Regions from separate parts of the Homo sapiens genome. Here region 1 is linked to region 2. A link is a loop called in an ENCODE intact Hi-C map of the cell type or tissue named here. Cell type or tissue: IMR-90. All regions are shown on one strand. Links, peaks and the distances in the headings refer to the core of each region. The heading gives the core; the rest is flanking DNA.

Region 1 (16,037 bases), core at 4,960-7,459, 430 kb before region 2:
ATTTATATGTGTATGTGAGTATATATATTATTTATGGTGTATGTCAATGTGTCTGTGTATGTGTAAATTTTGCTTGTAAATTGCTTCAAATGTAAGTTGCTTTTTTAAACAAAGTGGATACATATAAATAATAGGAGTGAAAAAGAAACAAAATCTGGCTTTGAGTCTATGCTGCTGTCTTCTCAGTGGGGCTGATTTTGTTCAGGATCACTCGTGGAGGTAGGTGAGATTGGCTTCAGGTGAGAAGGCTTCAGAAATGAGAGAATTCCCTATCTCAATCCTCTAACAAAGTCAGAGCAAAACTTTTTAAAAATAAAACAGTACCGCACATACTCCCCTGATGTAAATAGAGTTGAGTGACACTAGAAAAGTAACAGACTTTCATGAGCTTATATGTGACAGAAGTCATTAGTCTTTACTGTTTGCTGCTTGGATTATTTATTTGGATCTAAGCTCAGTATCTGAAGTGAGGCTACATCCACAGAGGCACTGGTTTTGACAAGATCATCACTCCCGCCTTCAACAAAATAATCAAGAAATGACTATGATGCTAAATCGGTGGGACAATTCTTTTTTCTTTTTTTTTTTTTTGGTTATCTTTTCTTTCTTTCTTTCTTTCTTTCTTTCTTTCTTTCTTTCTTTCTTTCTTTCTTCCTTTCTTTCCTTTTTGGTCTAATACTTCTTGGTATAGATCCACCTGGAAATACATTTAAGAGAAAGAAATGTCTGTTTTTGTGTCCTGGAGTGCCAATGAAAATGAGACAAAATGGAGTCTTGCGGGAGGGAGGGAGATTATATGGCATAATTCAGTGGAAAGGCTGAGGCCAGGCTGCCAGTGGAAAGGCTCGTGCTGGTTGGCCACTCCAGGTTGCAAATTCTGATTCAAAAGTGACCTTGAGGGCACCTTCCCACTCCAGCCTTCTTCACTGATGGAGCTCGATGGTAACACAAAGATGTTTGCCGTTTCTGTGTCTTCCTCCAGCATGTTAGCGTGTTTTTCTATCAGTGGGAACTAGGTTGGAAGCCCCAGACTCTGCCCAGATCCTGCTTCTGGGATTGAGGTGAGCCAGGGCAGGAGAGCAGGAGCTTAGGATCTCCCAGCCTGCACTGGATTGGTGGGAAAACTCATCCAAGGCCTTCTAGAAGTGGTACACAAAGGGAGAAATTGAGCAAAGTGGTGGATAAGGTAAAAGTACACATGAGAGAAAGAATGATTACATCACAAGCCACAAAAAAAAAGAAAGCAGGTTTGAATACCATGTAAGAGGAGGGAAACTGTAGGGGAAAGCTGTGCGTAGCTGAGAGAACTGGGATTTGCACATACAGAAGCTAGTGTGGGATCAGGCCATATTTCCCTCCTCCCCACATTTATCCCCCAGCCATTCCACCAATTTAAAGTTAATGAAGAATACAGCCTAGCTAAATGTTTTTTCCTTTGCTTAACACTGCTCCAAGAATTTACATTTTAACTTTTTGTAGTAATAGAAACCATCTCATAGATGATAATTGTAGCATATGGAGCAGGTTTGAAACATACAGTTACAACTCAAGTGGGCATGAATGTAACTTTTTTTTATCTCCATAAATGAGCCTTGCAAAGCCCTGGAGTCCTGCTTCCACCGTGAGCAGCAGGCTGGCTCCCAACACATTTGGGCCCAGGACAAGAGTGCAAATGAAGGCTCAGGTGGCATATGGCTAAGTATTTGGAAGTTTATAAACTGAGCTAGCAAACTACTGGGTTCTGCTCTGTCCTCCTTTCTTGATCAATATACCTTCAAAACAACCCAGAGAGTAGGGATGCATGGAGAATTGCTCCTTAGCGTCCGTTCAGCTGTTGCAGCACCTGCGGACAGGCAGGACTGTAGCCCACAGCCCACACCTTCCCTTCCTAATTGTTCTGTGCCTCCACAGCCCATGGGCACACACGATGCAGGTGGACAAGGAAGCCCACACATCTAATTCCTTCTACAAAAATAGCCATCCTTTGCCCAACCCCCAGCCCTAAGGATATAAATTCCAAACCACGGGAAAGCAGCCCATGGAAAAAGAATCAAATAATAATGGAATGACTCAGGCATTTGAAGCAGGCTCAGAATCCTTTGTGCAGGGAATAATGCAGTCTGGAAAACCCAGTTCACAAAAGGTGTGCAGCCTGTGGGGATGGGGGGAACGGGACATCCCTTTAGCCTCCAGACTACCCATCCCGTAGGGAGAGGAACATCCAAAGAAGACCAGAGCACGGCCCTCTTTCCTGAATCTCAGGTCACTGGACAGCAGTGAGCCCCTGATGATCTCACCAATTAAATGTGTATTTCTTCTGATCCAGAACTTGGTCTCTTATGGGTAGATTCTCAGTAAATTCCCAATTCAAACTCAGTCAATTCAAAAGTCTAACTCCATGCCGGGATTGTTTTCCTTTCCAAACTGCTCTGCTCACCTTTCCTCCATTCTCCTCCACTCTCAGGATGGCATCTTGATCATGGGCCAAGTCACAGTGGGGGGCAGGTGTCATCTGATGCTTTATCTTTCTCAGCTAGCCTCAGCTAGTTTCAGATTGGATGCAGCAGACCTTTCAAAAGAGGCTTTGTCCTCACTTGATAGAGTGCCCACAGATGTCATGTCTCCATCTGCTCTCTTGCATGGTAGGGTCACTCTCCCACTGACTCAGCTCTACTTAAGTTCTAAGATCTGGCTAAGGACTAGTCCAAGAGGCCCGGTTGCAGGCTTTTACTGAGCCCTAGCTTTGGTTTGTTCAGCCGCAAATCTCAGAGATGAGTCCCTTCACCCTGCTTCATAGTGCAGGTTCTCTAGCTTTCAACTCTCATCTGGTCCCTTCCCTCCAACAGGCAAGAATTCCACCCTTTGCGGGTTACAGAGAACCAAGAGGCCCTATCTCAGACTCTGTCTGCCTAACCACACCATGCCACTCATTCTATTATAATGAGCTTCCTCATGTTGGCATAGAGCATGTTACTTAGAGGTATCTGCAAACCATGAATTCTAGGGAGGAAGTGGGGACAATCCCTCTATGTTCTGGAATCCTAAAGCTGATCTGGAGTCTTTGTCTCCCTACCACACTCCACCCACCACAATCCATTAGAACTGGGCCAAAACCTCCCAACTTTGATTTGTTGGAACCAACACCTCATGTTCCCGCTTTCAACAAATCATTGCTCTTGCAAATGAAAGCTCTGTTTCTTCGATACTATGTTATTTTGAAAGCCAAGCTGAGCAGTGACTTTCCTATTCTTGGTGGTGCACTGCCTTCCTCTAAAGCAAAAGAAGCCTGAGCTTCCATGGGTGGAAAGCCAAATGCAACAAGAAAAATAAAGAAGAAAAATTTTATCAATAATACTTTCTTTCAAAAATACTATCTCACTATACAAGTTTTTTTTCACTGCATTCTTTAAGTGGTAGAGCAAGGAATAAAAAATAAGCAGCCTTCTGCTTGCACTTTAGACATTGAAGGAAGAAAGGAAAGGCAATTCTGCTTAGGAGGAAAATACAGAGGACCAGGCATGGTGGCTCACGCCTGTAATCCCAGCACTGTGGGAGGCCAAGCCAGGCCGATCACCTGAGGTCAGGAGTTCGAGACCAGCCTGGCCAACATGGTGAAACCCCATCTCTACTAAAAATACAAAAATTCACCAGGCATAGTGGCAGGCACCTGTAATCCCAGCTACTTGAGAGGCTGAGGTGGGAAAATTACTTGAACCTGGGAAGCAGAGGTTGCAGTCAGCCAAGATTGCATCATTGCACTCTAGCCTGGGTGACAGAGCAAGACTCCATCTCAAAAAAAAAAAAAAAAAGAAACAAACAAAAAAAACATTGAAGTGCTCTAACCCTGACTAAACCCTCCTTATTTTGTCAATTGCTTTCCCTGCACCCCACGTCCCACAGGGAGGGAAACCTGCCTGTCATCCTATGCCTCCCCTCACTCAGGGGCCACAGTCAGCCCTGCTGTCAGGGAAGGACCATTTCCATCAAGGTATTCCACACCACATACCCAGACACAGGATCCTATGAGCCTACCAGTCTTTTCTTCAAATGTATGATCTGATCACCATCATGTGTTAAATTAGCATAAAAAAAGAGAAAAAAACAGAATAAACCAACAGAACCTAGAAGAAACAAAGATACTTATTTTAAATAATCAAATTATCCTCATCCACAATCTAGAACAGTTTCTGTGTAGAAAGGGAACAAGTACAATTCTCATGTATTTAAAATATGATAACTAAAAGAAAAGATTCAATGGATGAACCAAATAATAGAAGGAACCAGGCTAAAGTCCACGCTGGCAATCTGGAGGAGAAAGTCAAGGAAATCCCTCATGCTATAAAGCAAAAAAGATGGAACCAAAATCTGGGCTATTTTCCTAGGGCTTCCATAACAAAGTACTACAAACTGAGAGGCTTGAAGTAAGTGAAACTTGTCTCACAGTCCTGGAGGGCAAGAAGTCCTAAGTCAAGGTGTCGGCGGAGCTATGCATGCTCCCTCTGAAACACTGGGGAAGGATCTGTTCCAAGCCTCTCTTAGCTTCTCCAAGCTGCATGCATTCCTTGGCTTGTGGAAGCATCGCTCTGGTGTACTCCCGTGCCTTCACATCCTCTCCCTTCTGTATGTGTATGAGATGCAACCTGAGAAAGAAGAGTTACAACACAGGACAAAGGCATGCAAGATATTCGCCATCCACCTACATGCACTCTTCGGAGCGCAAAACACAGACAGGAGAGGAAGAGAGGCAGGGTTCAGATCCACAAGGATGTCAGCAGAGAGCGTGTCTGCCTGTTCCTGGCTGGAACTTCACACAGTGACTCCTCATGGTACCTACTATTTGTTGGATGAAGGAAAGAGTTTGGAGTCAGTATTGGTAGGGATACTCTGGGCTATATCTTTCTTTCTACCCATCCTTTGGCACCTCATTGCTTCAGGTTCTGGAATCTGATATCCATGTTTGAGCAGCACAATGAAAGAAGAAGGTAAAATATTTACTAGAAAGTAAATGGGGATGCAGGGCATGGGATCTGTAGTAGGAAGATTCCTCTTGCCTCTAGAAGGAGAAAATACACCAAAGAACTTCAAATGCGTATTTAGACACAAGTGAATTGGAATAACCTAAATTGCAAGTATTTATTCACCATAATTGAACATTTTGCAACTCACTGTCTTTTCTGAAAACAAAATGCAGTAGACATAGCCTTTAAGTAATAGATTTCTAACTTCCTGATGTACTTCCAACCTTTGCTTCTTGGTATCTAAAAGTTTAACTAGGCACATCCTGCAAACTACTTCTTGGCTCCTGAGACATAAAATTCATCTTGGTCTGATGAATACTTTCTTCCAGTTTTATTTGAGAAATTCCCTAGAAGATATGGATAATTTTAAAAGTCTGAGAAACGAAATCAAAGGAAATCTAATTCCACAAAGAATGCTGAGTCTAAAAAATAAATTATAATTCTGGAAGATTGAAATAACTCTTTGAAAGACAATATCCCCATAAGTATACATATATCTAGAATGTGTATTCAAATAAATTCCACCGAAAGCCTATTTTTCTCATCTGAGGTCACACCATAGCCCAAATAATTTTATCTTAGCTAACATAATATAGTGAATTTAAAGTAACAACTAAAAATTCATTAAGATGAATGCACATAGTAAAATAGATAAAGAGAATTTTTCCTAAAGATGCTCTTTTGTTTTATACTTTTGACATGGCAGAGATAAAGGAATTCTTATATATAATCAGGGCCAAACTTTACAGTTTGAAAAAATATATGCGAATGGCTGATAGTAAAAAGATGACCAATAGAGCAAATCTTTAGAAAGATTCTATTTTTAAATTCAGAATTATTGTAGAAATCTAGGCCAGAATGGGACTGCTATTGCTTGTGATGCTGAAGTGAGCCTAAAATATTAAAAACGACAGTTTACTCAAACTTTTGTTTGTGTTATACTGCCACTGCCACCTTCTGGTAAAAAAGTGAATTGTTTTTAAAAGAAAACGGACAAAAGGTCAAAATCTTTGTTTTTGCAAAGGAGGCTTTAACTCCTAAATTAAAGGTAATGTACACAGGGAATCAAGAGGAATAACATCCAGGCCGGATGCCCAACGTGTCCCTAGTTGAGAGGTATGAAATAAACCCTAACTGTAAGGTCATCAAGCAGCCACACCGTGGCATTATTTATAGGTGAGTAGATTGATTGAGAAAATCTTTCTGGTCTCTCCTCTAACTGAACTCCCATGAAGGGAGTGCACTGTCACTCTCCATTGTGTAAGATGTGGGGACCAGAGAAAGAGATCTCAGAGATTCTCAAGGGTAGGTTAAAAAGGTATGTGGAGATAAATGTCTGGGGCCTAAAGTAGATATGAACAGAAAACAAGATTCACAATCAGGCGGGAGCAGTAGCGCACGCCTGTAATCCCAACACTTTGAGAGGCTGAGGCAGGTAGATCACTTGAGGTCATGAGCTTGAGACCAGCCTGACCGACATGGTGAAACCCTGTCTCTATGAAAATACAAAAATTAACAGGGCATGGTGGCACATGCTTGTAATCTCAGCTACTGAGGAGGCTGAGGCAAGAGAAAGCTTGAACCCAGGAGGCGGAGGTTGCAGTGAGCGGAGATCGCACCACTGCACTCCAGCCTGGGTGACAGAATGAGACTCCCTCTCAAAAAAAAAAAAAAAAAAAAAAAAAAAAAAAAAGATTCAGAGTCAAAAGACACGGGCTTATTTATTTACCACGCAAATATATGGGTGCTGGCTGTTCAGTCTTGGAAGCTGCAGCTAATGCAGAGTGGCCTAGAACCCAAGCACAGTAATAGATGAGGAAAGCCTTGTCTCTGCTCTCTGAGTGGAGATGCATAAACACCCGCAACACACCAGGATTCACCGAGTGTACTGCAGATGCTCTGCAAACTGCTCCAAATTGATCTGCCCAAAGGGACTAGGTCAGAAAAAAATTGGAGAGGGGCGTCAAGAAAAGCCTCAGCGAGGTGAGATTTGGACTACACCTTGAAAGATCAGCACAAATAAAGAAAGGTGGTGGAGATGGGGAAAGAAAGATGACTTCCAGGGTAAGGAAACCGTGAAAGCACCAAGGGGAAAAATCACAGGTTTGGCAACTGACAGGAACCGGAACTGGATGTGGGGTCTGGCTGGGTCTGAAGGGCCTTGCTATGACCTAAGTGTTTGTATCCCTGCAAAATTCATATGTCAAAGCCTAAAGCCCCAACATGATGGGATTTGGCGTCAGAGCCTCTAGCAAGTGATGAAGTCATGAAGGTAGAGCTCTCAGGGATAGGATTAGTGCCCTTATTGAGGGAATAAAGAGACCAGAGTTCACCTTCTCTCTCCACCATGTGAAGACACAACAAGACGTCTGCAGTCTGCAACCCCAAATGAGGGCTGTCCCCAGAACCGGACTGTGCTGGCACCCTGATCTCCGTCATCCAGCCTCCAGAACTGTCAGAAATTAATGTCTGTTGTGTGTAAGCCACCAGCTCTATGGTACTTTGCCAGAGCAGCCTGAACCAAGAGAAGCCTTGAGCCTCATATTTTCCTCTGAGTCGGGAGCCATCACAGCTTTCGGCAAGGATAAAGCCCTGCGTGGACACTAGATTTGTCATCTTGAGGAAATTGCTTTACTTCTGTGGACCTTGGGCTTCTCGGTAAAACAAAATGAAGTTGCGGAACCAAGATTCACTTCTTGATCTGTCTGACTCCACTCTCTGCCACAGCAAAAATGCTAACATCTGCCTATCTCAGATGTTGTGTGGGGATGGTGGGAAGTTAATTACTTACTCCCAGATCATCAACAAAGCTGAACTAGGATTTCACACAGAGACAGAAAGTACGCGGTTCCACCAACTGGCATTCAATGTGTAGTAGCATGCTAAAATATTTTAAATTAGACCATCCTAATGCTTTTGGAGACTCTAAAGGTCTTTCTCATTTAACACCTGTTATTATCTCTACCAGGAAGAAACCCAAATTTAATGATCTGTGTCTGTGATAAAGTTTAAATTATCATCATTCTTCTTCTAAGCTGCAAAGATGTGTGACTAGGCAGGCTCAAAAATTTCTCTCCAAAGAGTTGCCCTTTGAAGAGCAGAATGACCTTGGGCCAGGCCCCGGTAGACTGGCTTCCTCCATAGTGTGTAATTCACCCCAGGAGCAGACAGCCTGAGGAGCAAGGGGGTCAGTGGGCTCACACAGCCCAGTGCCAGAAAGGCCAGAGCCTCACACCTGGAACAACTGGGCCGCGGTCTTGAATATCACCTGGACCCACCTCTGTCTCTCGTCTCTCTCTCCTATCTGGGTGGCTTCATCCTCCCAGGCCTTGGGTTTTCACTAGACAGGACAAAATCGTGGCCACAGGTGGTGCTTGTCTCACCATCTAACAGCTCTGCCATCAGAAAGAAGGGGCGGTGATCCCCACCAGCTCCAGCTAGAAAAACGTGAAGGGAAGACCTATCTTGTGCAGGCCTATGTCACAGCCACTTCCACCCCCATGGCTCTGGCCAGGTGGGAAGAACTGTGATTGGCAGCCCCACAGAACCATATGGTGAGAGTGTGTGTGTGTTATGTGTGTGCGCTTGGGGGTGGGGGGTAGGGAGTGTTACACACTAGAACATGGGCGTTCTTCCGGGATGACCCAATAATAAATATCCATTGCACCTGGCCGCAAGACCAGACCATAAGCTAAGTATATTGCATCCAGCTTATACAAGTTCTTCGGTAAGCCAAATTTATAAAGTGCCCACTATTTTCTTTTCTCAGTAATTCTGGAAACCTTATGTTGATAGTTTGTAGAAAAACTGCAATTTAAGGGAGAAATGATAACCATTTATCATTCTGAAGATACTGCTGTGAGTGGATGCCAAAGAGCCCTTAAGTTGAAGAAAAACTGGGGAAGGCATCTTTTCTTATCATTCCAACAGTGCTCTAGACAGGGCGAAATAAGGCAACTGGAATAGGTGAAATCTGCCTACTTCACCCCTCCATAGCTCCAATAAGCTGCATCTCCTGGCTTTCCTCCTCTGCTCTCTGCCTTTCCAAAACCTTCATTCCCTCACACTTGAGCTCCATAAGAATTAGGAACAAGGGCTGATTTGACCAAATACCCATCATTTATAGTTAGTGTGACTTTAGGTTATCATTCTCTCCTGAAGTAAGCAGCTAACCCCAACTCTAATGCCCCATTCTGCAATAAGAGAATATTATTAAAAACAGCATTTCTTGATATCTTGGAGTTACAGTGAAAGTCTCAAAACTGAAGTCAGTGGATGGCAAAAACTTCTTTCCACAGAGAGATGCTAAATACTCAAGACAGAAGGGAGTAGTCAACTTCCCCAACCCCTCATTTACAAGAAAAGACTCCCCTTTGGGAGGCCGAGATGGGTGGATCAACTGAGGTCAGGAGTTCAAGACCAGCCTGGCCAACATGGTAAAACCCCGTCTCTACTAAAAATACAACAAAAATAGCTGAGCGTGGTGGCGCATGCCTGTAATCCCAGTTACTCAGGAGGCTGAGACGGGAGAAATGCTTGAACCCAGGAGACGGAGGTTGCAGTGAGCTGAGATTGCACTATTGCACTCCAGCCTGGGCAACAAGAGGGAAACTCCATCTCAAAAACAATAAAAATAAAAATAAACTCCCAAGAATCCCTTAACAAGAAGGACTGACAAGAGGAAAGACATCTCACTCTCTGTTTGGAGCCTCCTGAGGTATAGAGAAGTGTGGACCCACCCTGGGTTACCTCTGGACTGGAAAGTAAAAGAAACGCTGAGAACCATGAGAGCCCCACATGGCCCAGGAGTTTAGAAGGCCTAAGTGAAGAGAGAAGGTGTCTGCCCTATATGTGGAGCAGTCCCAAGGCTGGAGTATGGATGGCGTTGCCCATTACAGCGAGGTAAGCATGGGCAATCAGGGAGAAGCTGGTGGTTTGACCACTCATGCCACTGACAGGACAAGGCACTTCCCAATAGGTCAAGAGGGCAGAGCACCAAGCTTGCAATGTCTTTGAAGGACTGTGCCCGAGAGAACTGCCTGCCAAGGAAAGAAGAGGATGGGCTGCCCTTCCAGCATGGGAGTTGAGGGAGGTGGAACCAAGAGATCAGCTGGACAGGAAGACATCAATCATGTCAGGGTGGCCCCTGACAAATGCACCCTTGGAGAGGGCCAATATCTGGGCACCTGCCATGACAGAGGAAACCCAACAGCCAAGAGAGATCTAGAAAGAGCACCAGCTAATCAAATGGCCATTGGCCGCTTTCCTCCACTGTCTCCTTCTCTCACCCTGGAGGAGCCTGAAGCAAAGCAGGGAGAAATGGTGATATGAGGAGAATGACAAAACAATGTTCTCTATCTTCTTCATGGCTTGTTCAAGAACCATGAGTGAGAACTGTGTTGAGGGTGACAGAAAGAGAAACTTTAAACTGGGGGAAAATTATAGTTTTTATTCTGATTGAGATTTCTGTAATGCCTGAAGAAGACACTGTTCTCCTTTGAATTCATCTATACCTAAGGTTCTAGAACCTGCTCAAGATGTCACCAAGAAGCAGGAGAGGATAAGCTGACCAAAAGTGTTTGAAAGCAGTGACAGGAGAGACACAGAGCAGGTTCCAGCTTCTGCCCTACCAAGGTCGCACAGGTCAATAAAGTGATGAAGCTGCACTGACACCTTCCATTATGCAGTGAAAGGCTTTCTCTTGATAAAGGAATTTGAAACAAAGTGAGTGAGAGGGAGGAGCATGTTCACAAAACAAAAAGTGCTAACAACAACTTCCCACAACCTGGCACGAGAGAACTCCAGCTGGGAATTGCTGGCACTTGAGGGAGACCTCGAAGGATGAGGAGGTTTTGGAAAGGTGGAGGAAGATGAAGCTATTCCAGGTATAGACAATAACATGAGCAGAGTCGCAGAGACAGGTCCAGAGAGGAAGAATGATCTAGTTTTAACAGTCTTGGCTCCATGGGGAGTTCTTGTCAGTGTTAAAACCAGAAATACAGTGTGGAGTCCACACACGGTATGCTTAAATCTAATCTTTAAAATGTGGATTTTATTCTTTAAATAAAACCATGAGAGGCTTTTGGGCAGCAAACCACCATTATACTAATGGTATCTGTGTTTTAGGAAAATAACTCTGGTGACAGGGTGTACCATCCGGAATAGTGAGAGTAGCAAGAAGCCGAATGCACTCCGATTGGTCAGGAAGTGAATACCATGTGGATACCAAGAGACAAAATCATGGCTGTGGTTCCAGAAATGGAAAAAGTAAGACTGAGTAAGCAGATAAGTTAGAGGTAAGGTAGACAGGACTGACCGCAGCAATCCTCATAGACGTGTCTCTGAATACATTACTGCGGTTTGAACATTTTCCCACAGGACTTCCAAAGAAATTCCCTCATTTCCTAGGGAAACCTAGAGACCCCCAAAAGGCCAGCCATGCTCTATGATGCCCAAAGTTCAGCCCGGCTAATGAAGAGTGAACCTCCACCTGCTGATGGGGCTTTTGCAACTCGGGGCCACTGTTTCCTCAGGGGTATGGGGTCATCTCTGCTGCCTGGCAGGGCAATGGCAGAAACAGCTCTGCCTCCCTCTCCAAGCCCCCAGCAGAGCCAGAAAGGATCTCTATTCCAGTCCCAATCAGGTAGACAGCAGAAGGCTGAAGCAGCTTATTACTCTGCCCACTTGGTTCAGCATGGCCCATTCTTGCTTCTACAATAGCAGGCAGAAAAGAGAAACACCTGAAATGTATGTTACTGTGATAAGTTTTCCCACCTGAAGAAAACCCTGTGACTACCACAGCCAGGAAAGAGCACGATCTCACAAGCTGTCAGCTTTCACTTCCCTTTCACATCCAGTTAAACTCCTCCACAGATGTCATTACCTGGGCTGGGGAAGTTTCCTACATATTCCTCAAAAATAATACTTTATGCAGTGCCATGCTCCAAAGCATGATTTTTATCAACCTGTGTTTGGAGATGACTCCCAGTTACCCTTACAAAGGCTTCCTATGAGTTGTGGCAGTTAGATCAAGTTGGATACAGAAGCCCAGACATTCTGAAGAGGAAAAAAATCAATGTAAATACATGTAACTTCTACATAAAATATGCTTTTACCTAATTGAAAAGTCATTATCAATTAGCCAAATGCAACTTTAATCAGACATGAATGATTGAGGAATTCTATATTTAGAAGAACACAGGTTGGCATTTGAAAACCTTCATGTCTCATGCCATTAGCCTTGAAAACCTTTTGCCAGGTAACTGAGGTGTGAGTTTTAATTCCCAGTATCAAACCAAGAATAAAATTATTTTAATTATGGTCAACTGGGTAAGGAACATTGATGATCTAATTGCCGAGCTGTAATTCTGTATTCTGTCCCCAGGAGACACACACCTCAGCCAAGTGCTTCAATAATTCATTAAAGCACTTCCCTGTGCATCAATTATCAAATCATGTGCCTTGATTACTTTACTTGGGGAAAGTTACCCTTGCGAAAAAGACTTTTACCAATTATCAAAACACAGAACCTCTAACCTACATTATACGATTTTCATTAAAATAATACAAAATTCTACAATAGCTCTCAGTTATCTATGTGCCAAAAACAATAGGCAAAATGGTTACAAGGGCCATAGCCTGACCAGCTTTATACAAAATTATGAGGTAGGTGGTTTGGGGTTTTACCTCCCTAATTCTGGTTTTGCCAGTAGTTCATCATAAAGAATTGTTTCAATTTTCTTTAAACATCAAAATATTTGTGGTCCAGGATTAGATCGTATCACCTTCATATTCCCATGATGCCAAACTCCATGCTTTGAATATAGAGTACATAGCAGATCATCAGTCCGCTCTTTTCCACAGGTCATTTGTGACTTTGATCATCCATAGTTATTGTTTTATATATACTGTTTTACCCAAAAATTCAAATGAAAAAAAAATATGAAAGAAGGTAAAAAACAGTGAACAAATGTATAAATAAGAGTCTATAAATAGAAACTAAAAATAAGATAGTCTCAAAGTGTATTTCCTTAGATACATAGAGAAGGCATTCCATAAATATTTGTTAGGTGGTAAATCAACAAAAAAATTAGAAGAGAATAAGAGGGGAGAAAGCCTCCATTTTCAGCTTAGTGGCCAAAGATTTTGCCCTTACAGCCAATAAAAAGGAGTAACATTCAATGTGAAATTTAACTTTTCTTCCTGTACTGATCCACCTCCCTATGATAAAAGCAATTCTAAACAGAAAATCACTGGATTAATGATGGCCAGAGAAATATAGATGAGGAAAGGACAATTCACTGATTGAATAATCAATCCTGGATAGCTAAAAACTACCTTCATGGGGTTTACTAACTCATAATAATAAAAAGCAATGAGTATATTTATCCTCTGTAATTATTTCCATTACCAACACTCTTCTTGATACTGTAGTTTTAGGACCAATATGAACACTAGAATTGAGCACAAAGGTAGTGTATCTCAGTGCAACTGTTTTTTATTATTTTTTTCTGTACCTACTATGGAAAGGAATGCCTCCAAAACAGGAACTTAATGTAGTGCATATTTGTCAGTGTTTGCTCGCACAGCATGGAAACATGATTTCTATGTTTGGAAATCTAAGGTGAGGGAAGTGGGGGCAGTTGAGAGATGGGGGGGCACAGATCTGAGTTCTGCCTCCTCCCGTCACACCTCCCACCTCCCACACTGCACTTGTGATCCAGTGATTGTGAAGGTGATCAGGAATTTTGAATCTTGAAAGGATGGGGCATGGGCAGATGTAGACAAAGACTATTCACTGTAGCAGCAGCGGTGAGGGTGGAGTCAAGAGCCCAGCAACGTGGCAGGAAGTGTCCGGTGGGCGGAGTCCAGACACGCAGTGTGTCCACAGGGATGTCCCAGGGTCAGCTGTCCTGCCACACTGTTCTTGTGGGGGTGGCAGAGGAGTCTTGCCCATGACTTCAATCTCTTCTTTCCCACCTGCTTACCACACACAGACAATTTTGTGAGCCACCTGTGGTGCTTGTAACAAATTCCTTCTCTGTTTAAGTTAGACAGAGCGGCTTTCTTTTGTCTTGCAACCAAAGTCCCTGCTTTGTAGGAGAATAAAATACAATGTTTAAAGGCATAATTTTCTGGGAAACGAAACAGGTGCAAATTCAAAAATTAGACTCAAGTTTAGAAATAGCATGCTTTCCCCATCTTTCACCCCTCCCTACTTACAAAAACTTCCTCTGATGTATATAAATAACTCATATAGGCACCAAAGACTCCACTCGACAGCCTGTTTACCCTTTGAAAAATACTTTTTGCCTAATTATAATAAAAAAGTCTTAAATTTGGTATTTAGATAAATTCGCAGGTAATCAGGTTAACCCATCACCACAGGGCATAAATGAATGAGGGGGAGAAGAGGAGAATGCCAAATTAGATTATCCAACTAGAGCATCTGTCAATAAATGGAGGGAAGGTGAACTAATTTAGAGTTTGTTTTATTTTACAGACTTTAAAAAGACCAACTGGCTTTTTAATTTAGAGGTAGTCATTCCAGGTTGTCATAACAGCCAGAGAGTTCATAATAAAGGGACTATTACAGACATAAGATTACGTTTTGCTTCAATAAAAAGGTGAGAAGGCACAGGGGTGAATGTCTGCAACCCACACCCTTTGGGAGGGGCCCCAAGGTTGCAGGTCTGAGCCGAAACCCAATATGAATGTAGCAGTTACCGAAGGCTGCCAGAGTTGTTATGCCTGATATTTCATAGAGGATGTAAATATTGAAGACTGAGAGACTACCTGAAGTCACTAATCTAATTCTCAGACAATATTAAATCTATGTAATGACAGTTACAGCCTTGAATCCTCAGATATTATGCCTATAGTATCTTAATATCACTATGACCTTCTGCAAGGAAACTGACTAATTTAAATAAAAATTCCCTTAATGTTCCTAACAGTCTTGATTAAACTGTGAGCCATTATAAAGTCATGGCCACATAGAGGTGTGAAGATAGTGAAAAGTGAGTGTGAGTGTGTGTAATATCTGAAGTATTATCTGAAATTGTTTTTCTGAAAATCTGCTTGAGTCCAGGTTTTTAAGATGCCATGGTCTGATAGATTTAATCATTAGTAAAGGTCTTTCTACAATACAGAATTGATATATCTTCAGTCCTTACAGGAGATGAGTTAAGTAAAAGTTCTAGCATGCTTAGTCCTAAAATACAATGCCTGTTTGAAAATGTTGAATAACCTTTGAGGCAAAGAGTTTGTTCTAAAACTTAAAACTTCTAACCAGAGAAAAATTATCTTTTCCTCTTTTGAAAACAGGAAGGATCTTGGCAAGTGGCACAAGATCCTTTTGAATGAAACCTGAAAAGCAAAGATTCTTTTTATGTGAACATATGCAATTTTTCAGGAAGATTTTAAACAAAACAAATACATAATGTTGACAGTCAAATTTCTGAAGACTAGTTGTCTTACCCTATAGAGGTATGATCTTAACTCAAGTTCCAGAGGCAAATGCTTCAAATATTTTCAAAGTTTTAAATATTTTTAGCACTAAAAATAAACACATCCACAGTAAGTCAGCTGCACAAAAAAAGGAACCCTGTAAAATAAATTTAAAAGCATCCGCAAATGTTCCTGTTTGTTTTTCTCTGTACTGCCCAAATTCTAAAGATATGAAAGTATGGTTAATGATGTATTTTATCTCAAAATGTTGAGTCACTGGAACTGTTATAATGTTAAGGCACTTCTTAATTCCTAATCAGACGGTCATCATATAGAAAGTCTGTAAACACTGAATTTAAATTCTATTTCAAAATTAGTTTTAAATTCATCAGTGGAATCGATTGTAGGCCCTTATTCTCAGTCTCAAGTCTTCTGAGCATTCCTCTTTCCCTTCCGCCAGCTGCTGGGCCCTGAACAGCAGTTCTCATATTAGGACAAGCAAATCTGGATAATTCTCTTCTATCATTGCTAATCCTTTCTCTGAAAATTTCATTATGACCACCATCCTGC
Region 2 (16,037 bases), core at 5,725-8,224:
GATATTGGTTTATTAAGTTGTTTATTGGCTGCCTTTCTCATTAGATAAGTTCCTAAGAGCAAGAACTATGCCTATTTGTAAGCCTAGTAACTGACAAGTAGGAACTCAGTAGTAGTACCCAGTTGGTAAATATCTGTCGAGAATGAATGAACGTGTGAATGAAATCAGCCAGGGTTCAAACCTTGATGCCATCACTAGATGTGAGATCTTTGACCAGTTACTTGTCCTCTCTAACCCTCAGTTACCTAAACGTTAAGACAGATCTAACCATACCAATCTCTCAGGATTAGCATTAGAATTAAAATGACATAATTGACTACAAAAAGTCTTTTATTAGCCTGTTGGTTAGAAACCTGAGTATTATTAGCTGTTTTTACTGCTATGGTATTTTCTTCCTTACCTTGTTGTCAACATTCGAATGTTTTCAGTTACTATTTAGCTTTGATAGGCTCTGTTGCTTTTTGGAAAACATAAATGTCACACATTGCCTTGTCTACATCCTCTTGCTTCTACTAGTACCTTCCATGATGCTAAAGCCTTCATTTCCTTTGAAAATTTCAGACACACTGATTTCCATGGGAACCTCGCATCTCTGAGTCCTCCTTGCACCCCGCAGTTTCCTTCCTGTCTCCTTTCTTTCCTTCTTCCATGCCTTGCATAGCCAGTTCTGTCCCGTGTTCTTTCCTCTGGCACAACTGGAGCAGTGCCTAGAAATAGGACATTGCATGTTTTTGTGTATTATTTCTGTAAATATTGTGTCTCCAGTAAAATTAAAAGGCCCAAATCTATTTTAGTAAATGCTCCTAAGCCTCTCTTTGAAATCCTATACTAGTGATAAAAGTCATTTTTTAATATTTCAAAATGCCCAAATATAATAAATCCCAGAAACTTTTTTAAACTGAATCCAAATTATTTTTTAAACTGGATTCTTTCTCCCACTTAAAAAAAATGAGATAGGCTTCATTCCTTTTTGAACACTTACAATTCAGTGTAGAGTATAACATACTTTTCTAAGTAAAATTATTTATACTTTAGAATGTGGACAATCTTTGGAATTTTTCTCTAAAATAATAACCAACCATGAATAAAAATCGCCTAAGTGTTGCATATTACCTAATATGCATATTAGCACTTGTCTGCTTTTACTAGCAACATATTGAAAACATATCGCACATCCATATTGTGCACATGAGGATGCACCCTTCCTCATCCTCATCCCTCATGGGGAATGTGCTTGGAGCCCCTCAGAAGCTGGCTTGCTGTGGCTGGCTTTTTGCCGCTTCAGAACACAGGCCCTAACAGCCTTGTTCTCCTGCCTCTGTCTGTCATAGAAATGAGGCACCTGCATAGCTTAGAGACCAGGCTTGGGCTGTTTGTCCAGCTGTGACATCTGACACTGTGGTTAGCTTGTTCGTTCTTGCGGCTGTTGTGTAGTCTTTGTAGATGAATGTTCTCTTCCCTAGAAGCAGGAGAGAACTGTCCAGCTGCTGGCATGACTCACACTTCTGTATGTGATAGCTTTGAATTACATTCACTGACTGAGTAATTTATTGGCTGTTGATTGCGTGTTAAAAGGGTGAGTAACAGTATTTTGAGTGAACTGGAGGCCTGCTTCTTTTTTAAAGACTTGAGCCAAGAATGACTTCACCTGCCTTCACACTTTTTTCTATAAAATACAAATATGATTTTCTTCACAGTTCAACAGATATTGAGTATCTCTAATATGTAATGCACTGTCCCTGCCTTCAAGGGGCTCACCATCTACCACTAGGGAGAAAGGAAAGAATGCCATAATGTAAGGCAGAATGTAAGAACCATTAGAAAGGTATTTTAATAATGTGGTTCAGAGGAGTGAGAGGTCAAGTTACAGGGGAGTCAGAAAAGGATACTTTGCCAGGCATGGTGGCTCATGCCTGTAATCCCAGCACTTTCAGAGGCTGAGGTGGGCTGATCGCATGAGTCCAGGAGTTCGAGACCAGCCTGGGCAACATGGTAAAACCCCATCTCTACCAAAAATACAAAAAAATCAGCTGGGCGTGTTGGCGCATCCCTCTGGTCTCTTCTACTTGGGAGGCTGAGGTGAGAGGATCCCTTGAGCCTAGGAGGCAGAGGTTGCAGTGAGCCGAGATCACACCACTGCACTCCAGCCTGAGTGATAGAGTGAGAGCCCATCTCAAAGAAAAGTAAAAGATAGTTTTCTTTTCTGAGGGGGATACTAGGGAAGACCCTGAAGGATGAGTAGGGTGCCTTCAGGAAGAGGGCACTTGAACATGTAGTAGAAGACATGAGCATGTAGTGCGGTTTACTTGGATCTGGAGGTATGTGGAGGGAAATACAGCTGGGAAGATAGTAGGGCATTGGAAGACTACATGCCATTCACAGAGTCTACATTGAATCTGGTATTTGGGAAGACCCACTGAAGGTTTATAAAGAGAACTTTGGGGATTTCAAACTAGTAGAGGTGTTAGAGTAGATTAGGGGGTGGAGGCCTGTTAGAGGGTTAGTGGCATTTGAGTGGGAACTCCAGTGGAGGTTATAGAACCAGAAAAAGGAGATTCAGTGTAAGAGAACAAAAGAGTTAGAAGCAGTAGGCCTTGGGAGGTGATGGAGTGGAAGGGGAAATCAAAGATAAATCCAAGGCTTTGAAGCTCAGTAACACAAAGAGGAGTGGTGCCATTAACAGAAAGAGGCTGGTTAGGATAGAACAGTCCACTCTGCCCAAAGCTCGTTTACCTGAACTGGTCTGCTGCCCGGTTTAGATGAATTCATGCAGAGCCAGTCAGGATAAGGAGCCTGTTTATGGGAAGAAGTAGAAAATTCTGTTTGTGGATAGGTTAGATTTTCTTCTGATAAAGTTTGGGATTTTATTTCCTTTTACTGTGAACTGCTGATGCAAACACTTGGAAATATTCTTACCCTTTTTTTCTGCCCAACAAAGCAGACAATCGGAGGTATTCTGATTCAAACAAATGAATTAAATATTTTGACTTATTGAATGAATTCATTTGCTTCTAATATTTAACCTTTTCTCCCACTTACACACCTTTTGCATTTCTGTTTTGTAGAAAAGCTATCTTAGTTGCAATTACAAAGTGAGATGATAGATGTAAAAGTGCTTTGAAAATTCTAAGAGCTATGCACATGTTAGTAAGATCGTTAATATCTTTCTTAAGCTTGTCTATGGGAAATATTTTTTAAAAAGATATTTTACATTTACACTCATGCCTTATATGCCAGATAATTCTCCTCTTACCTGAGTCCAAAATAAATATTAATTCTTATACTGTAATTTTATCTAAGGTGAATTGTGTTTGTGAGGTTTTCTTATTCTCTATCCATATTAAAGGTTCTCTTTGATATCTACCAAGCTATTTAGAATGTATTGCTATAATTTATAAAATGGTTGCTATTTTTAAAACATTGATTTAATTGGAATGCTATAGCTTTCCTTTTAGTTTTGTTTTATGTATCTTGATCCATAGATTTCAGCTAGAGCTAAAACCTTAAACTACTCATAAAACATTAAGACAAATATTTAGAATATATAGAAATCATACATACACATACATATATGAATCATGTATATGCAGAGGTATTTGTACTTTGCCCTAGTTTCTGTTTTTGGAATATGTGGTGGTTCTATGTGACCATCCAAACTAATTGATGACAATTTTTCACACACAATCCCTTTTTTACATAGATTGCCCAAAACATATTTTATTTTTCAGACTACAGTTTGGCAATTTTAGGTCTAATGTTCAGAAAACACATTTGAAAGTGGTTTCACATGACCCAAGATGGACATGTTGCTTACTGACCTGAAAATTTTTACTCTTGGAAACTAGACTACTTTGTGAATTCAGGGGTTTTCCAGATTTACTTTAAAATAAGTCCTTGTGTTCTGATGTCTACTTTTCTTCTTCACACACATATAAACACAAAAACATATACACATTGCATGTTAGAATTTTCTCAAGTTGATTTTTGTTTAAGGTTCTGGCTAACAACAGATGCATTTAGACAAACTGAAATTATTTTAAAAAACAGGAGTTAACTTACGTTACCCCCATTTCTACAGCAGTTTAGGGAGGTACCATATTTATTTCAGTGAGGCTACAAAAACTGGAAATCAAGGTAACTTGTTTCTCTAAACTTCCATTAGCAGAGTAGCAGCAATCTTGAATCCCTCTCTCCCTGAAGTGCCTTCTTACCCTTGATAGGTTCTAGATGGCTCCCTTCCCTTGGTGGAAACGTCCTTCTGCTGCCCAGACCTCATTTGGTTGATGAGAGCCTTCCCACTCTCTGGTTATTGTCCAAGTTGCTCTATTGACAGAGGATTTATCTTCATTTCCCCTCTCTTCATCCCTCTAGCTCTGCCACCAATGTTACAATTCACAAAGTATGCCTGATAAAAAGTTATAAACTCACGTTGCATTTATTGTATTTTCACAGACCTCTACCCCCAACTACGAATTTAGAAAAAGTTTCCTGGAGACTAGTTTGAAAAATATTTACGGTGGCACCACTAGATATCCCATAACAACCCACCCCAGTGACAGACAATTTCAGGAAAACCTTGACTCTTTTTTTCTCTCCGAATAAGTCTTTTGCCCATGGGAAACACCAACACAGAGATTAAGGGATGTTTTTTGTACCCTTTCCTCCTAGAGCATCTCAGTGTTTGAGCTAACAGTCTTTTCAAAGTATTTAGTCATTGTTCTCTGCCAAAAGGTGATCAGTTCCTTCCGAAAGACAGCCTGTGCCAATAGACCCAGACATGCTAGAGTGCAGTGTGCATGGCGGAACACACGCCCCTTTCCCTCAGTGGGTCAGCATGGTCACCTTTGGTAATTTAGCTCAGACTATTCCAGAACCATTAGATACAGGCTGTCTACTACAATATATGTTTCTTTGATGCATATTGGCTCCTGTGTGTTTGGTAAATAGGGAAATTATATCAATTCAGTGTGTAAGTTTTTGTGGTTCATAGATTTCCTCTTGCATATTAATGTTTGGAAGTGATCAGGAATAAGGTTTCTCACAGCTAAAGAGACAGCCATAAAAAATTATTTATGAAGACCTTAAGGGGAAAAAATTCTCTTCTGCAGAAGTGTTTTTATTTAGTGAAAGAAATGGGGAGTTTACCGGCTTTAAGACTCACTCACTGTAGTTGCCGCTATATTTAGCTGTCTGAAGAAGCTGCACGTGCATCCAAAGAAACTGAGAAGGAAACTGATTGATGAAGAAGGCCATCCTTGGATCATACTTTTAATTTTGGTGAAATTGCTCTGTTATTAGAAATGAATGTCTCCAAAGACCTACAAAAAGGAAAACACAAGCCTATGGGTTTTAAGTTTGCAAAGGATGGACTGTCATACGAAATGCAAAAATTAGTTGCAATTTTAACTGTGCTGATTGGTTTTGGTTTCTTTAGGGCTCTGGTCCCAAAGTTCCTAAAGTTTGTGTGGTCTGGTCATTGTCCCTATTTTTTTTTTAAGTCCTATTGCCCTCCCTCTCTCCCTCCCTCCCTCCCTTCCTTCCTTCCCGTATTTTTTTTCTGAAGTCTTTCTTTCTTTCTTTGTTACTTTCTTTGTTTCTTTCTTTCGCATACCCTTGCAAAACAGAGATTGCTAGGACTACATATACGAGGCAGAAATGCCTATAATTGCACCTAAAAGGTAGGCATAGCCAGACTGCTGGGCTTAGGGCTATGCTATGACTGCTTTGCATAATATAGCCATAATATAAAAGGAAGAATGGGAGATATTTTCTATATTTTAGATTAATAATTTACATGACACTGTCTAGCTGGTAAACCAAGCATAAACCAACACTTATATAGAAGGAATATCCCCTACCTCTCCATTTATTGTAGAAGCAGAGCATCTATTCTGAAAAATAGACGACTCTCAATAGACAGCAAGGATTACATATGGCCACAATGGGGAGAAACTTGGCCCAGTTTAGAGCCAGGACTCAATTTTGCCATAGTCGGCTATAAAACTCCAGATGACTTCACTCTTTACATTTACACATGTAGATCTTTACCTCTGGAATATCTGGTAAAAGGACCTGCGTTGGAGAGAAGGCAATCTTTAAAAGTAGTTGAACCAGGCTAGAGGCAGTTAGGGGAGGCTTCCTTCCTCTCATTCTGAGTTTAAAATTGACTTCAACTCCTTGATCTATAGGAATCATTTGTGACAGTTTCCCCATGGTTAAGGCAAGTCATTGGAGAGAGCTGTAAAGCAAGATCATAAGCACCAATTTTTTTTTCTTCAGAAAGGATTGTAGAAGTAGTAATATGAATAATGGTTGAATAATTGTTATATAACTTCTTGAATGCACTTATAAATAAGTTAATTATCTTTGCTCATTTTAAGCTGAATATGTAAAAGGTACACTTGGTATATCATAAATAGATTTAGTCTTTCATCATTTTTGCAAGATACAAGTTGAAAGTGCTAAGAAGGAAAAAGGGCTTAGCACCAAAGCCAAGCTAATTACATGAGTTAAAATTATATAAATAATATAGTTTAATTACATTCAGTAAACTTTTAGTCTGTCCCTGGGAAATGACCTGTAGCTTTGCTTCCCTCTTCACTGAATCCTAGGGGAGATTCCACTCTTCAAAATGTAGCTATTGTATAGGAGGTAAATCACATTTTTAATAGCCTGGTGACTTATTTTAGAATGAACCCTGCCATTTTAATCAAATGGAAAATATTCGTGCATTCTCCAGAGTAGAAAGGCCCAGTGAGCGAACTAAAACCATGATAAGGGCTCTAGAGAAAGATTTGAGAATCTAAACTCCACATTCTTAAGACCCTGGAGATTCACAAGTGTCACTTTAAAGGAAAGTGTTGTAGTCTTCAGTAGAAGGATGTACTTCAACTTTTGTGAGGCAGGAGCTCCCTCCAGAGTCCACACGTGGTAAGCTGCAGGCCTGCTGGAGTGGGTCCCCATCCAAGGAAGATATTTAAGGCTGATTTCTTCTCCCAGTGAGATTGAGTTGGGGAAGGGGTATTAAAGGAGGACAGAGAAACTCTCTTGAAAGCTTCTATTGAAGTCTGTGTAAACACAACTACTTAAGAAAGCAGCCTTGGGTATTCTTATTTAAATCAAATACAAAGAAGAATCTATCTATCTTCTGGGCAGACAATAATGTAACCTAGACTAGAGTTTGGTTGGTTCTTGACCTCATATCTTCTGTCATTGTGGTACTAGTCTCTGGCTCCAGGGTCATATGCCAGATGTTGAGGCTGATGAGTGGAAGGGCTGGAATTAACAGTGTGCTAAGGGTGTGCACCAGTAGACATAGAGTGGCCCAGAAAGGGTTCAGCCCTAGTGTACTTATTTACACTTGTTTATATGGTTTTCAGGAATACTTCTCGATCACTTCAAATGAGGTCTAAGCTGTGTCTTCCACTTCCACATAATTAACTCTGTTGCTGTGACTGCTGCTTTTCTTATCTCTCTGTTGCAGCAGCTGATGGAGATGGGGGGGCCTCAGTCAGTGACAGTAAGGATCAGCAGCATCACTGTCCCTGTGTTACACCTATATGCCTAGCAGTATGCTGGGTTTTTAAATGTACTATCTCCTGTGCTTATAACCATACTGAGATAGTATATTTTCAATTTCACTATATTTTTGGATGATGAAAGTGAGGCTCAGAGAACTAGAAAACTTGCAGGTCACGTAACTCGAAGATGGAGATCCTGGGACTCAAATTCTGGCATATACACCCATTGCCTTGTTAGGGATGCTAACAGCCAAGAGGTTGTGTTCCAGTTTGCTACAGGACATTAACTTCTTTTTACAGGGAAAGTTAGAAAAAGGTAAAAGGCAAAGGTTTAGTGTGTCATTATTGCAGAATTTTTTCTTGCCTCCTAAGACAGGGTTTCACAATCTCGGCACTTGACATTTGGGCCAGATAATTCTTTGTTGACAGTTCTTTGTCCTGTACATTGTAGGATGTTTAGCAGCATCTGTGGCATCTACCCACTAGATGTCAGGAACACACACATCCGCTTCCACCTCCCTAGTTGTGACAACCAGTTCTCCAGATGTTGCCACATGCCCCCTGGGGGGCAAAATCACCCCTGATTAAAAATCACTGCTGTAAGGGGTTAATTGAGGTAATGTTATGGGAGGAGGGTGTGACACAATGAAAATAACAGAGATGGATTTATAGGATTAAGGGGAAGAATTGGAACAGATTGATGAAATGGGACAAATAGATAGGAAGACTTTGTCCTAAGATGAAGATAGTTGTTAGATTAGTGGAGGGGGTTACATGCAGGTTCACAGGCTCCATCATGGCAGATCTGAATATTGTTGGTGGTAGTACAGTAATCATTCATGGATGCATTTATAACTCTTTCTCTCTTCTCCCTCCTCCCGCTTTTTTTTTTTTTAATAACAAATACCGGGAGTGGAGAAAAAAGATCCAATCCTGCTATTTCTCTAGTTCTACCTTTTGGCCAGTTGGTGGCCACTGAGGGCGTTTCAGAATTTGGTGTATATTTGTCCAAACTTTATTCTGAGTTATATTAAACTCATTCTCCTCTTGAATTATCCTCCTTATTTCTTATTTCCATTACTTGGTTTTGTTTTTTGTTTTGTTTTTGAGAGAGAGCGTCTCCCTCTGTCGCCCAGGCTGGAATGCAGTGGCACGATCTCAGCTCACTGCAACCTCTGCCTCCTGGGTTCAAGTGATTTTACCACCTCATCCTCTCCAGTAGCTGGGATCCCAGGTGCCCGCCACCACGCCCAGCTAGTTTTTGTATTTTTAGCAGAGACGGGGTTTTGCCTTGTTGGCCAGGCTGGTCTCGAACTCTTGACCTCAGGTGATCCACCCACCTCAGCCTCCCAAAGTACTGGGATTACAGGCGTGAGCCACCATGCCCGGCCCATTTCTTGTATTTTTAATTAGAAGAATTGCTAATACCTGTGGGGGGAAATTATTTGAAGTAACAAGAAAAATATCAATCATGCTTATTTTATTAACCTTCAAAGACAATTTTACAGTATACTTATCAGGACTATTATAAGAAATTCACTTATAAATATTGTAGTTACATACCATCGAATGCCAGAATGAATTATACAAAGGTAAAGTACGTAACAATACTATGAGTCCTTGCTCAGTGTCTTCAATAGGTTCAGGAAGAAGATGTACAATGAAGCTAATTTTACCATAGGCAAATTGATATTGTTGACTGAAGGAAAAAAATTTAAGCTTTTAAATAATTAAAGTTAGTTCTATTTGGAAGTCTTACTGAGGACTATAGACTGAGGCTTATAACCCAGAAGCAATTCTGTCAGGCTGTTTTAAGGCAGTATTTTAGTTTATGGTTTACATGTAGGTGGTGAAGATTTAATATGTGTAAAATTATATCTAAGTTTCAGTGTAAGAGTATATTTGGTGATAGGTTATAGAAGTATAATCATTAATTTTGTCAAATGTTATTTTATGTATAGGAAAAGACAAGGACTAGGATCATTGATCTTTTAAGAAATGTAGTGACTGAGGCAAGAGTTGTGGTGGGGCCATGTGTTTTATTTTGTTTTGTCTTTAAAGTATTTTTTACAGAGCTGTATGTCATCACTGAATCAAGAGCTTTGTGAAATTATGTTGGCAAGTAGAAATGAGCATGCCTTTTTATGTTTGTTATTGTGCCTTACAACATAAACAAGAGTCAAGTTCCTATGGCATGTTTCTGGTCACAAAAATATCACCAAACTTCTAAGTAAGGACCAAAATACTTCTAATATTAAATATTGAAATAAATGTGAAGTATGCATACATTTAATAAATATTAATAAAAACAAGTAAGATGATGATTTACTCAATTTTTGGTGAACCCATGAGTGATGGTACTCATAGTGGTGGTGAATTTAATCAACGAGTAAACGTTTACGAAGCGAAAATTGTCAGGAGTACCTTCCACCACCATGCAGTTCAAAAACAAGCAATAACAAATGTGGGGAGCTTGCTGAGCGCTTCTGTCCCACATCATTTATTGTCCTGCATCTGTATAATTGTCGTCTACATTACACATTTTTATTTCACAGTAATTTGTATTTATTCATATAATTTGCAATCCACTCATTCCAGTTTAGGGTGGTGTGCAGCCAGAACAAATTCTGGCTGCTGAAAACACAAGATGGGCACCCTCCCTGGCCAGGACGCCATCCTATCACAGGTGTACTCAGACACACCCATACTCATTCACCCTAGGCTATGTAGACACAGCATTTCACCTAATGGGCACAGCTTGGGGATGTATATCCAGAGAAAACCCATGCAGACAAGGGAAGGGTGTGCAAACTCTACCCAGACAGTGGCATCAGTTTTTTTTTGTTTTTTTTTTTCTCATCAGCATTAAAACAAAACAAGGTTGAATGAGGCAATGTTATTCAAGGACCTGCACTACACTTATTTAATAACTTGGCTTGTCAGAGCTTACAGAGCACCCTTTAACGTGCTTAAAAAATAGATAGCTACAGCTGGGCATGGCAGCTCACGCCTGTAATCCCAGCACTTTGGGAGGCCAAGGCGGGTGGATCACCTGAGGCCAGGAGTTCGAGACCAGCCTGGCCAACATGGTGAAACCTCATCTCTACTAAAAATAAAAAAAAATTAGCCAGGTGTGGTGGCACGCACCTGTAATCCCAGCTTCTCAGGAGGCTGAGGCAGCAGAATTGCTTGAACCCGGAAGGTGGAGGCTGCAGTGAACTGAGACTGTGCCACTGTACTTCAGCCTGGGGGACAGAGCCAGACTCAGTCTCAAAAAAAATTTAAAAAATAAAAAATAATAGATAGCTGCAAATAATTAGGCTTTTATTTATGTCAGTTAACTATCAAAATATACAACATTGAAATTAAAATAAAATTTTAATCGTTAATTCATTTAAGAATAATAATTTCATTACATATTACATATTTTATGAAAATAATTTTTTTAAAATTAAAAGAAACGAGTATCATTGTCTTAGATTTTTACCAACTTCTGTAATGTCTGGCTTATAGAAGATAACTGAATTCCAACACCTACCTCTGCATTCAGTCTATGCCCCTGGGTTGTTTTAGTTGAAATATATGAAGAAAATCTGGCCTCACTCAGATATGTAATTGCAAAAGGGGGGAGCATTTTAATAGCTTTTTTCAAGTAATTGTGGATACTCCTTTTTGATACTGTACTAAAAACTAGTGGTAGTTTTTTAAAAAAGTAGCTGCAATATAGAATCTGAAAGCATAAAAAAGAACCTTTAGTACTGTTTCTAGTCTGTCTTGCACTTTAACAGGACATTTTACCATTGTATGATGCTGTAATATCAGGAGTTGGTCATTTGGAAAATATTGGTTTCCCAAGTAATGCAGATCTTTTAAATATTGACAATTTCATTATATAATGATAAGAACAATACATTTGTTAACATCATCATCAGTCTCATTGGAAAGGCCTTAACTCCTGAGAAACTGTCATATTTCCAAATTTCTTAGTTTCGCCTGAGAGCTCAAGTTTTGTCATTGGCAACAAGTGATGTCAGTTGTTTTTGTTGAAGTGACAGGCTCCCTTCATTCATGTTCAAAAAACTTCCAGATAACCAATCTCAGTGACCATAGTTTGTCCTTTGTTTCTTTCAAGTGAAAATGGCATTCTATTAAAAAATAAATCATAAAAACTTATTCAGCATACAGATCAGTCTCAGACGCTTTTCCTTGACACACCCATCATAGTTGAATATCTAATAGAAGTCTTTCATGCATACTTCCCATTTCGTCTCACAGAATATTAAAAAGGCATACACTCAAGGGATTTAATAAAATTAATAAATCTTCATCAAGGAAGACTTACTGCTTCATCAAGGTCATTCAGTGTAAGTGGTATGTGTTTTATATTTAGGGTATATTTATGAAGGTATATTAAGTATATTAGGGTATATTATTATGAAGAATAACTTAAATATGGGTACCATTTGGTGTCATTGCCTTGATTTATGCTAAGGCACCAGCAGTTTTACCCACTTTGCTTTGGTACCATCAGAGTAAATATCCACACAGTGAAAAAGATAGTATCTTCATATGATCAGCAAAATAATTTTGACCTCACCAAACTTCAGAAAGGGCCTTGGGGACCCCACAAATCTGTGGATCATACTTTGAAAAAGCCGCTGCTATAGATTTTAGAATGAAGAAGGTGAATAATAAGTTTCCTCAGAAAAAGTTTGTCATCAGCAGTCTTCCAGTTTGATTATTGACAAATACAGCATTATTTTATAAAGTAAAATTTAATCTCTTATACTTGATTTACTGGTAATTTCAGAGATTCTGTGCTTAGTGATGATTTAGATAATTAAGATGCTCACTTACTCAAAATTGTATTGAGCTCTATTTTAATTAACTGATACAGAAGAAAAACTTGATTTTATATTGCAGAAGTGCAGTCAACATCTGCACAAACATAGATGGCCGGATAGTATGAAATCCTATCTCTACACTAATTACTTAGGATTGATGGATAAAATAATAGCAAATCGGCCAGCTTTAATATTCCTGGGACTAAAATGGTTTTAAATGGTATAGGGCAACCAGCCTCCAAACTGGAAGGAGTAATTTATTTTACCATCATCCTATTAATTAAAATTAAAGGAACTCATGGGAACAAAACCCAAGGGTTCAAGGTTCATCAATTTATTAGTTGGGTATTTTATTATAATATCAGTATTTTGTAATGATTGCTTTTGGAATGCCAAGAATTCATTGAACAGGGTTCCCAAAAGTTGTCCATATTTTTTAAAGTCTAGAGATAGTGCTAAGATAAATATAAACACATCATAAAATAAGATCAATGGTATTTACATGATGAATACCTGTGGTCAGACATTAGTCTGATTACCTAGGTTCTAAACTGCTAGCTCATTGGTTTGGAACATCTGCAAAGCTATTCCACGCAAAGCCTTCCCCCTTTAGCAAGTTACTTTTATCAATAAGTAGTGATATACATAGACAAAATAATTGTTTTAAAGTTAGTCTTAGGACCAAATTTTCAGTAGGAAAATAATATACCAACCTGAGGGCATATTTCGATTTTTCCACCCCCTCCACCCTTCCCTTTTCAAAAGAAAAATATCTGCTATATGATACCTGAGTAAGCAGTAACTTACTGTTTGTATTCTAATGATTGTAAAACGTTAAGCAGATATATAATGGAATCAGAAGAATTCACCCAAAGCCAGAGTAACTAAGATATGAGTGGTTATGATACCAGGCAAAATGTTATAAGACAAAGCCAACCTTGCAAGATGATAAATTGTCTTATTTTTCCCATCAGTGTCCATTATAAGGTATAATGTGTGAGTCTACACACTGTGGTGTTGATTCTTGTATCTCTGTCCCAATACGGTGTGAGTTCTCTGAGCACACAGTAGGGTTAGATGGGTATTGCTCTTCCGTATTATCCTCTGAGTCTCAATTTTCTTATCTGAAAAAGAGGGAGTCGTCAATTTTTCTAACTTGTTTTAACCACAAGAAGCCCCAGAATCCTTTTTCAAGTGACTTCCTAGGCAACTCTATGCTTTTGTTCTTGGCACCTTCTTTAAATCCGTGGGCTCCTCCAACAAGTTTGGAAACCTGAGACCTAGATGTTTTCCCAGGTCTCTCTCATTTTAAAATTAAGTTTTTCTGTGTTTCTACATTCTCCCCTGGGTGTTCCACAATTGTTTCTCTAGATAAAAAAGCTGAATAGAACCAGCCAGCAAGCAGCTGGTGTGCAGCTGTTATCACTCGAGCCTGAACTTTGTGGCATGCTTTCTTTTGTGGTATTGCCTCTTCCTGCATCCTGGAGGGGGGAGTGGCTTCACAGCCCTTGGGCCACTGCCAGGTGCGACAGCTCTTTTTGGAAAATAATGATAGATGTGGCATCTATTTACTTGGCTACCTAGTATTGGTGCAGAAGCAAATGCTGCTTTGATCCCAGCACTTTAGCAACTTGCACTGTTTGGCAAAACTTGCGCTTCATGTACAAGCCACTCAACACTGTGCCCATCCTGGCAAGGAGAGCATCAGACGCAGCCAGGATACCAGGCTTGCCCTTCTTCGGTTTCCCCAGGAGCAGGCAGGGGACCAGATGGATTAGCTGGAGGACAGTCAGCCATTTTATATTGCCAAGCTCAACCATGCTAGCATTTCCAGGATATAATCCTGTTATGAGAATGTCTTCCTCTATTAGCCTTTGTTTGTGCCAGCTCCAGGGGTGGAGGAAACCCATTTTGCCTGACATACTAAGAAGTGACCTTTCCAGAGCCAGCTACTGTTTGGTGAATAGTTGTCATGGTCTTTCCCCATATCTCTGTATATACATTCATGACTTTTAGAACATAGAAAACTTATTTTTTGTTCTAAAAGCTTATCATCCCGTATATTTCCTTATCCTTTACCCTTACCAGCCTTCTCTACATGACCTCAGGTTTGTGACATGTTTAGCTCACCACCTAGCACATGGTAAGCAGCAAGTACATGCTAGCTGTTTTACTAGCAGTGATGGTGGCGTAAGCATCTCTCTCTCTCTCTCTCTCTCTCTCTCTCTCTGTCTCTGTCTCTCCACCCCCAAGACCCCCTCATTCCCCCCAATCTCCCTCCCTCCCCCACCCCCCACCCTGTCTCTCTCCCTTCTTCCTTCTCTGAAGCAATATGGGATTGTCTTGAATTTCTTCCACATGTCTTTTCAGAGTTTTTACCTTTTTCATTTCTTTTTTCTGAGTCTAGCGCTTTGCTTTCATCTCAGTCTTCAAATGGCCCAGATAAACTGCTTATCAGAATGGATGGGAGCCCAGTGCATAAGATTGCACTTTGGGAGTCACATGGTAGCTTTTAAAGGGAATGGCTTGGACGCTTCAAGAACCTTGCTCATAATATATTAAATGTGTCATAGAATTTTAGAACTGGCCAGGCTCAATGGCTCATGCCTGTAATCCCAGCACCTTGGAAGGATGAAGCAAATGGATCACTTGAGGCCAGGATTTCGAGACCAGCCTGGCCAACATGGCGAAACCCTGTCTCTACTACAAATACAAAAAAATTAGCTGGGCCTAGTGGCGTGCGGCCATGATCCCAGCTACTTAGGAGGCTGAGGCACAAGAATTGTTTGAACCCGAGAGGCGGACGTTGCAGTGAGCTGAGATAGCACCACTGTACTCCAGCCTGGGCAACAAAGCAAGACTCTGTCTCAAAAAGGAAAAAGAAAAAGAAAAGAAAAGAATTTTAGAACTGAAGGGGGCCAGAGGGGTTCCTTGGTACTGTGAGAGATCCCTCACTTTGTGGATAAGGAATCCCAAGTATAAACAGTATGTGATCATCCAGGATTAAATTAAGTGGCTGAGAAGAATGAATCCAGGTCTTCTAGGACCGACCTTTCACTATACCAGACAAAAGAGCACGAAAGTGTGTTGATCAGAGCAGTAGTTTTAATTGTAGTATTTTTGATACATTTGTGAAACATTTTATAGTAATAAAAATTTTTACTTAGGAGCAAAAGAAGTATGTTATCAATCCCAAGGTAACTCTTTTTAAATGTGGACATATAAAATTCCAATTATATGTAGAAGGGCCTCTGCTTAAATCTAAGTTGTAAGAAGTTATACTATTAATAAGAGAACAGATATAAAAATAATAAAATCCTGCCATTTTCGGCAACATGGATGAGCATGGGGGACATTATGTTAAAAATAAGCCAGGCACCGAAAGACAAGTATTGCATGTTCTCACTCACGTGGAAGCTAAAAAATTTGATCTCATGGAGGTAGAGAGTATAATGACGGCTACCTGAGGCTGGGAAGGGTGTGTGTGTGTGTGTGTGTGTGTGTGTGTGTGTGTGTGTGTGTGTGTGTGTGTGTGTGGAGGGCTGGGATGTGGGATAAAGAGGGGTTGGCTAATGGCTATAAACATACAGTTAGCTGGAAGGAATAAGTTCTAATGGTCAATAGGACAGCAGGTGACCATAGTTAACAACAATGTATTGTGTATTTCAAAAGG

The links. Peaks named below come from ENCODE experiments on the same cell type or tissue, not always from the same donor. Only the 100,000 strongest peaks of a DNase experiment are listed, where the experiment ranks them.
Region 1: it touches region 2 in a loop (6-fold over the local background); 3 of 110 quality-filtered maps call a loop at or near these places.

What each region holds. Positions count from the first base shown.
Region 1 is chr4:172,824,480-172,840,516 of GRCh38, forward strand. The region is part of intron 7 of GALNTL6 (polypeptide N-acetylgalactosaminyltransferase like 6); the gene reads left to right. Among named protein-coding and RNA genes, the nearest start is that of GALNTL6-AS1, 110 kb to the left of the region's middle. In IMR-90, for the core only: a CTCF peak has its summit at 5,968 (motif pointing left); no DNase peak of the experiment used is centred there.
Region 2 is chr4:173,251,027-173,267,063 of GRCh38, forward strand. The region is part of intron 2 of GALNT7 (polypeptide N-acetylgalactosaminyltransferase 7); the gene reads left to right. It overlaps LOC124900812 (a long non-coding RNA gene), which reads right to left. Exons shown (of 3, transcript XR_007058367.1): 2 at 13,302-16,037; 3 at 5,492-11,665. Among named protein-coding and RNA genes, the nearest start is that of MIR548T, 9.1 kb to the right of the region's middle. RefSeq lists an enhancer at 3,741-3,790. In IMR-90, for the core only: a CTCF peak has its summit at 6,924; a DNase peak (open chromatin) is centred at 6,905.